Regions from separate parts of the Homo sapiens genome. Here region 2 is linked to region 1. A link is an interaction called in ENCODE POLR2A ChIA-PET data of the cell type or tissue named here. Cell type or tissue: PC-3. All regions are shown on one strand. Each heading gives the region's core, and the rest is flanking DNA. Links, peaks and the distances in the headings are about the cores only.

Region 1 (4,393 bases), core at 144-4,143:
CACACCAGCTAATTTTGTATTTTTAGTAGAGACGGGGTTTTACCATGTTGGTCAGGCTGGTCTCGAACTCCTGACCTCAGGTGATCCACCCGCCTTAGCTTCCCAAAGTGCTGGGATTCCAGGCGTGAGCCATGGCGCCCAGCTGCTTGTTTATTTTAGTATTTGGGTTAGCATCCAGAGATGCCTTCGTCTTGAAATATATATTTGAATTTGAAGAATCTTAGTAGCTGTGGTCCAAAGTAGAGTCAGGCTGCTTTGGACGCTAGAACAGTACAGCAAGCACTTTCAAACTGTTTTCAACAGACTCACATTAAGAAATACATTTTTCTCGCCCGGGGCTCATGCCTGTAATCCCAGCACTTTGGGAGGCCAAGGCAGGCAGATCACTTGAAGCCAGGAGTTCCAGACGAGCTTGGCCAACGTGGTGAAACCCCATCTCTACTAAAATTACAAAAATTAGCCGGGCATGGTGGCGCATGCCTGTAGTCCCAGCTACTCAGGTGGCTGAGGCAGGAGAATTGCTTGAGCCCAGGAGACGAAGTTTGCAGTGAGCCGAGATCATGCCACTGCACTTCAGTCAAAAAAAAAAGAAACACATTTTTCTTCATGACACAGCATACACATATATACTGAAACATAAGTTTCATGAGTATATGTGCAGTATGCTCTGATATTGTCTAGTCTATGTTAAAAGAAAACAAAATGACCAGGTGCAGTGGCTCATGCCTGTAATCCCAGCACTTTGGGAGGCCGAGGCGGGCGGATCACAAGGTCAGGAGATCAAGACCATCCTGGCTAACACGGTGAAACCCCGTCTCTACTAAAAATACAAAAAATTAGCCAAAATATTAGCTGGGTGTGGTGGCGGGCGCCCGTAGTTCCAGCTACTCGGGAGGCTGAGGCAGGAGAATGGCATGAACCCAGGAGGCGGAGCTTGCAGTGAGCCAAGATCGCACCACTGCACTCCAGCCTGGGCGACAGAGCGAGTCTCCATCTCAAAAAAAAAAAAAAAAAGAAAAAGAAAAAGAAACAAAACAAGGCTGGGCGCGGTGGCTCACACCTGTAATCTCAGCATTTTGGGAGACCAAGGCGGGCAGATCACCCGAGGTCGGGAGTTCGAGACCAGCTTGACCAACATGGAGAAACCCATCTTTATTGAAAATACAAAATTAGCTGGGCGTGGTGGTGCATGCCTGTAATCCCAGCTACTCGGGAGGCTTAGGCAGGAGAACCTGGGAGGCGGAGGTTGCAGTGATCCAAGATCACGCCATTGCACTCCAGCCTGGGCAACAAGAGTGAAACTCTGTCTCAAAGAAAAAAAAAAAAATTTCTTATCATTTAGGATCCACTAACTGGTTGTGATACAGATTTTGAAAAAACGCTAGGCTGGGCATGGTGGCTTACACCTCTAATCTCAGCACTTTGGGAGGCCAAGGTGGGTGGATCACGAGGTCAGGAGATTGAGACCAGCCTGGCCAACATTGCGAAACCCCCATCTCCACTAAAATACAAAAAAAAAAAAAAAATAGCTGGGCGTGGTGGCATGCACCTGTACTCCCAGGTACTCAGGAGGTGGAGGTTGCGGTGAGCCGAGATTGTGTCACTGCACTCCAACCTGGCAACAGAGCGAGACTCTGTCTCAAAAAAAAAAAGAAAAAACACTGTGCCAGGCCGCAGTGATTGGGATTGCTGGCTGGGAAGTCAAATGATCTCCAAACGGAAGCCTCTCCACTGACAGCTGTGTGCCTGTCTCTGATCACTTATTCTTTCTAAGCCTTAAGATCCTGAACTATAAAAGGGGGCTGCGTTACTTCATAGGGTTTTTGTGGGAATGAGATAGTAAGCACTCAAGTGTTAGCATTATCATTTTTATTAGCCTGGTTCTGGGTTCAAGAAGGCCCCTAAGGTTTTAAAAATTGTTCAGCCCAATACGCAAAGAATACTAATCATTCTGTTCCCAGAAAGAGCTGGGTCCGGTTGCATTTTCTCATGGCCCAATAACGAGAAGCAGACAAACTGGGAAAGAAGGGAATTTATCACTGTAACTGGATACAGGGAGAAGGTTGAAGATAATTCCACCAGACCAACTCAAAAGTGTACAATTTTCTTAGTGCTTATATAGGTTGTGGTTATGTGCCTATGTGCAGTATAGCATTTGCCTAAGTCTATAAGTAACTATTTTGTTTCAACTAGAAGGTCAGAGGCCAAAAAATGCTTGCTAAGTCTGATTAAACTGCGAGGGTCCCAGTATCTTCAAGGCCTATCTACTGTGGTACTGGAGTGATTCTTTTCCTTCTTTCTTTCTCTCTCTCTCTCTTTCTTTGTTTCCTTTCTTTCTTTTTTGAGACAGAGTTTCATTCTGTCACCCAGGCTGGAGTGCAGTGCCACAATCTTGGCTCACTGCAACCTTTGCCTCCTGCGTTCAAGCGATTCTCCTGCCTCAGCCTCCCGTGTAGCTGGGACCACAGGCGCATGCCACCACGTCCAGCTAATTTTTGTAGTTTTAGTAGAGATGGGGTTTCACCAGTTTGGCCAAGCTGGTCTCAAACCCCTGACCTTAAGCGACCTGCCCACCTCAGTCTCCCAAAGTGCTGGGATTACAGGCATGAGCCACCGTGCCCATCCGGAGTGATTATTCCTATCTTATCTCATGTACAGCTTGGTCTGAAGAGCTGCTTAGACTTTCCAATAAATCTATTCAAACAACTGCCTCTGTTACCTTGACTGTCTCAGATTTCGACAACCCAAGACAGGTCCTGGCACTAGGAATGTGAGACTGTCTCCGTTATTTTGACTTGCTCCAGGATAGGGAGAAGCCTATGCACGTCTCCTACTGACCATATGTTTATATTTCTAGCTTTGATGTCTGGGCACCGATTTCCCTAGGTTTAATTATTTGCTCAGTGTTAAGGCAGTGCTGTGGAAATTTGTCTGTGTAACTGGAGTGCTGTGCAGGCCTGTCTGTGTGACTGTCATGCAGGCCCATCTGTGTGATTGTTAGGGAGAAACAGCCTGCTACAATTCCACACGTTTGTGTAGCAAAGCTCACCTGGCTGAAAATCTGTTTCCCATCACCTGTGCACACTGATGAAGGCTTGGCTTCTGAAGGTTACACCTATGCCAGCGCAGTCTGGACCATGCCTCATTTTTGACTCCTGCCCTCACATCTCTGAATCTCGTTGTCCCCAAACCTGATGTTTCTTGATTCTGAATAGTGTCTTCTGATAGATCTCGGCTTTGATTACACAGTTTTTTCTTTCTGAAATGCCTTTTCCTCTTCTATTTTTGCCTCAACAACACCTATATAAGGCCTCAAGATCAAGCTCAAGGACCACTTTCTGTATATAGCCTTTCTCGACTCCCCAGTTAGAATGGTGACTCCCTGCTTCAACCTGTGGTGTTTGGGGCATACTGCTACCATAGTGCACAGTACGTTCAGGTAGGTCTGACTCCATCTGCTTTTCCTCGCTTTCCCTAAAATCTTGTCTCCACACACACACACACACACACAAAGACACACACTTTTTTTTCTTTTTGAGACGGAGCCTAGCTCTGTCGCCCAGGTTGGAGTGCAGTGGCACAATCTTGGCCCACTGCAACCTCCACCTCCCGGGTTCAAGCGATTCTTCTGCCTCAGCCTCTCGAGTAGCTGGGACTACAGGCACACACCACCACGCCCGGCTAATTTTTGTATTTTTAGTAGAGACTGGGTGTCACCATATTGGCCAGGTTGGTCTTGAACTCTTGACCTTGTGATCCACCCGCCTTGGCCTCCCAAAGTGCTGGGATTACAGGCGTGAGCCACTGTGCCTGGCCACATTTTTCTTTTCTTTTTTGAGACAGAGACTCTCTCTTTTGCCCAGGCTGGAGTACAGTGATGCAATCTCAGCTCCCTGCAACCTTCGCCTCCTGGGTTCAAGTGATTCTTCTGCCTCAGCCTCCCAAGTAGCTGGAACTACATGTGTGTGCCACCATGCCCGGCTAATTTTTTTGTATTTTTAGTAGAGATGGGGTTTCACCATATTGGTCAAGCTGCCCTTGAGCTCCTGACCTCGTGATCTGCCCACCTCGGCCTCCCAAAGTGCTGAGATTACAGGTGTGAGCCACTGTGCCTGGCCTGACACACACTTTTTTTTTTTTTTTTTTGAGATGTTGTCTCATGCTGTCGCCCAGGCTGGAGTGCAGCGGTATGATCTCTGCTCACTGCAACCTCCTCATCCCAGGTTCAAGCGATTCTCCTGCCTCAGCCTCCTGAGTAACTGGGACTACAGGCACCCGCCATCACTCCTGGCTAATTTTTGTATTTTTAGTAGAGACGGGGTTTCACCATGTTGGTCAGGTTGGTCTCAAACTCCTGACCTTGTGATCCACTGGCCTCAGCCTCCCAAAGTGC
Region 2 (4,393 bases), core at 324-4,323, 83 kb after region 1:
AAGAACAAGCATGAAGACCAGAAGATCTGAAAGGGTCTGGCCTGTGTGGGGAACAGCAAGTCACACCAGGGAGTCTAAAGGGTTCTCCTAGTTTAAAGACACCAAGTAGACAAAGTCTGCATTAAGCTAAGGGCTAGCTGGTCCCTTAGAGTCCACAGAAGGTAACCTTGGAGACAGCAGGCTGGAAAGGGAGTGGGACTGGAGAAGGGAGGGTATTTGGGAGACTATTCCCTAAGATTTTTTTTTTTCTTTTCTTTTCTTTTCTTTTTTTTTTTTTTGAGACGGAGTCTAGCTCTGTCACCCAGGCTGGAGTGCAGTGGTGTGATCTTAGCTCACTGCGACTTCCACCTCTTGGGTTCAAGCAATTCCCTTGCCTCAGCCTTCCGAGTAGCTGGGATTAACAGGTGCGTGCCAACACAGCCGGCCAATTTTTGTTTTTTAGTAGAGACAGGGTTTCACCATGTTGGCCAGGCTGGTCTCGAACTCCTGGCCTCAAGCGATCCGCCTTCCTCGGTCTCCCAAAGTGCTGGGATTGCAGGCATGAGCCACCGCGCTCGGCCTGTTGGAAGACTGTCGTACTAATTCAAGCAAGAGAGAAAGCCATTTAAGGACGAGTGGCACTTAGACATTTAGATGTTTAAAGTAATACTTTAAAAATAGAAGTTATACATACTTGTTATACAAAACTTGGATAATAAGGACAAAAATAATGAAGAAAATAACAATCATCTGTGTTGGCTCTTAACATTTCAGTGCAGATTTCCTTCCAGGCTGTTTTCTAAGCATTTATACATATTCACTGTAGAGATTTTACTATACTGTATATACAATTCTGTATTTTTTTTTTACTCAACATTATATTATGAGCATTTATCCAAGTCATAAAATTTCTTTGTCATCTGTTTTACGAGCAGTGTTATATTTGATTATATAGATTCATGAATCCTAATTTACTTAGCCACTTTCTTTCTATTTTATTTTTCTTGAGATGGAGTCTCGCTCTGTTGCCCAGGTGCCTCCTGGGGTCAAGTGATTCTCCTGCCTCAGCCTCCCGAGTAGCTGAGACTACAGGCACCCACCACCACGCCTGGCTAATTTTTTGTGTTTTTAGTAGAGACGGTGTTTCACTATGTTAGCCAGGATGGTCTCGATCTCCTGACCTTGTGATCCACCTGCCTCGATCTCCCTAAGTGCTGGGATTACAGGCTTGAGCCACCGCACCCAGCCTACTTAGCCACTTTCTTATTTTGAGATGTTAATTTGTGCCAGTGTTTATGTTGCAATAAACTTTTATTGTTTATTTATTTGCTTTTTTTTAGACAGGGCCTCTCTCAGTCATCCAGGCTGTAGTGCAATGGCACCACCTTGGCTCACTGCAGCCTCAACCTCTTGAGCTCAGGTGATCCTCCCATCTCGGCCTCCCATGTAGCTGGGACTATAGTCGTGAGCCACTATACTTGGCTAATTTTTTGTTAATTATTTTGTAGAGACAGGTTTTAGCCGTGTTGCCCAGGCTGGTCTCAAACTCTTGGGCTCAAGTGATCCACCTGCCTTGGCCTCCCAAAGTGCTAGGATTACAGGTGTGAGCCACCACATCCAGCCAATAAACATTTTTTTACATTGTATTTTATTATGTCCTTAGCATAGATTTCTAACAATGGAATTATTGGGCCAAGGCTATGAATGGTTTTAAAATTCCTGAAGCTGACTTTTAAATGTTTTTTAAAGAGGTTTGTGCTGTTTGCACCCCACTAATAATGTATGAGCACTTCCAGAGGGATGTTTCTATAAGGGCCATAGTATTTTCCTTGTCACCATTTTGCATGACACCTTTTCAGGATGCATGAGATGTCACACCTTGCACCCTTAGATACAAACCCAGAGCTTCACTCTCAAGGTTAACATCCTCTTTTCCTAGACTTCTCTAGAACAATTATTAGTAAAAGCAGATATGGTTTGCTTTAATCTCTTACAAAGAGCTCGGTTCTGGGACAGGATGGTAGGTAAGATCCCCTGTTGGGAACAAGCCAGTGCCAGCTGCAGTGCTGATATGACAGCATGTGTAATTTCCCATGATATGAGACTGTTTTATGGCTGGAGCCAGCACATAGCCTGGGTTTTCTTGGAGAGTCCCTGTTCTATCCTGTTATTCCAAAAGTATTCTCAAGCCAGTCAGACCACAAAGTGACTTCTATTTGTAACACACAGTCTTACATGAATGCATTCATGGACACATGTAGATGTGGGCCGACATTCCTTTTTATACATGCCAGATGGAAGTCTGCGTGTAATAACCACAAGGGAATGACTGCATAGTGCCTGGCTCATTACAAAATATTTTAATGCATATGATCTCATCTTGAGGTTTGGGGTGATTAAGGAAAAGAGCACAGGCTTGGCAATAAGGTATATACTAGTTTGTGACTTTGGCCACATTTCTTAACCTCTAAGAGCCTCATCCTCCTCTGTAAAATGGGAGTTAGTGTCCTTGTTTTGCAGATGAGGAAACTGAAGCTCAGGAATAAGTGACTTGCCTAAGATCACAGAGCTGATAAATAACAGCTCTGTCCAGGATGCCGCACTCCTTCACCACATCAAAAAAAAATTCCAGGCCTGGGCTGAGTGCTGTGGATCAGACCTGTAATCTCAACAGTTTGGGAGATCAAAGTGGGTGGATCGCTTGAGCTCAGGAGTTCGAGACCAGCCTGGGCAATATGGTGAAATCTCATCTCTACAAGAAATCCAAAAAATTAGCTGGGCATGGTGGTGCATACCTGTAGTCCCAGCTACTTGGGAGGCTGAGGTGGGAGGACCACCTGAGTCTGGGAAGTTGAGGCAGCAGTGAGCTGTGATCTCGCTACTGCATTCCAGCCTGGGCAACAGGTGGGACCCTGTTTCAAAAAAAATTTTTTTTAATAAAACAAAAAATAAAAATTCCAGGCTTAGAAATTTAAACTTCTTAAGTTTAACCTTAACCTTTCCACCTTACATAGAGGCCAAGACATTGTCCTTCAGAGCAAGCTCTTCCTACACGTAATTACATGCTCCTTCTACTGCACTGTGCTACCTCATATCTCCCTCCACATCAGTTCTTTTGGGAACAGGAAATAGCTTAAAAGTGTTCTGTTTCATACTATGTATAATAGGAAATTCTGATTGTTTCCTTCCTTCTTATTCAGGGAAACAAGATGGTTAATGGGAAGGGATGGCATAGGCAAAGATCATCTGGACTAGGCGACATCCTATCCTGAATCCAGCTTCTCTTCCATCTGGACACTAAAGCTCTATCTCCCAAAATATAATATTTCATATCTAGGCCTGACATTGGGTCTCCTTGAGTTGTTTTGTTAAGCACTGAAAAAATAAATAAAAGAGCCTCCCACTTGCCCACTTGCTGCCTCCTTCCTCCTTTGGAAGATGTGTCTGGTCTCTGGGGAGACTTTTGCAATGGCTGACCTTGCTGGTCTATCCATCTTCTAAAGGCCCTTCTGTCTAGAGGTGGCAACCTAATGTCCTTTATATTCTCTCTTTTTTAAGGCCCCATGAATTTTCTTTAATCTAGAAATTAGGAAGCACTTAGGATTTTTTAAATGGTTATCTAAGGGTTATTTAATTCATCACCCTGTTACTCAACCCAGCATTCCTTCCCTGGATTAAAGCCATCTGGTGTGTGCTCATTGTGAAACATACTAGTGGAATGTTAATGCCTGTATTTTGGAAGCAGAGGCAAGGAAAGAGGGGAAAGGGGCTCTCTATTGCAAAAGTGGTAGCTTTTCTTTGGTGTTTTAGAGACAAGATCTCGTTCTGTCACGCCAGCTGGAGTATGGTGATGCAATCACGGTTTGGTGCAGCCTTAAACTCCTGAGATCAAGTGATCCTCCTGCCTCTGTCTCTCTAGTAGCCGGGACTGTGGGCCTGCACCACCATGCCTGACTTATTAAAAAAAATTTTTTTTAAGAGACGGGGTGTATTAGTCCATTTTCACACTGCTATAAAGAACTTCCCTGAGACTGGGTAATTTATAAAGAAAGGTTTAATTGACAGTTCTGCGTAGCTGGGGAGGCCTCAGGAAACTAATAATCACGGTGGAAGGGGAAGCAGACACCTTCACAAGGCAGCAAGAGAGAGAAGAGCAAAGAAGGAACTTCTAAACACTTATAAGACCAACAGATCTCACGAGAACTCACTCACTATCATGAGAACAGCATGGGGGGAACCACCCCATGATCCAGTCACCTTCCTCCCTCAACATGTGGGGATTACGGGTCCCTCCCTTGACAGGTGGGGATTACAAATTGAGATGAGATTTGAGTGAGGACACAGAGCCAAAGAATATCACAAGGTCTCACTATATCACCCAGGCTGACGGGCTCAAGAGATCCTCCCTCCTCAG

The links. Peaks named below come from ENCODE experiments on the same cell type or tissue, not always from the same donor. Only the 100,000 strongest peaks of a DNase experiment are listed, where the experiment ranks them.
Region 2: POLR2A ChIA-PET joins it to region 1 with 6 read pairs; 5 of 35 experiments call an interaction of 5 or more read pairs at or near these places.

The regions. Positions count from the first base shown.
Region 1 is chr11:123,088,780-123,093,172 of GRCh38, forward strand. All of the region lies in intron 2 of CLMP (CXADR like cell adhesion molecule), which reads right to left. Among named protein-coding and RNA genes, the nearest start is that of HSPA8, 29 kb to the left of the region's middle. In PC-3, for the core only: no CTCF peak of the experiment used is centred there; no DNase peak of the experiment used is centred there.
Region 2 is chr11:123,171,184-123,175,576 of GRCh38, forward strand. All of the region lies in intron 1 of CLMP (CXADR like cell adhesion molecule), which reads right to left. Among named protein-coding and RNA genes, the nearest start is that of CLMP, 22 kb to the right of the region's middle. In PC-3, for the core only: no CTCF peak of the experiment used is centred there; DNase peaks (open chromatin) are centred at 2,368 and 3,768; H3K27ac peaks cover 3,802 bases.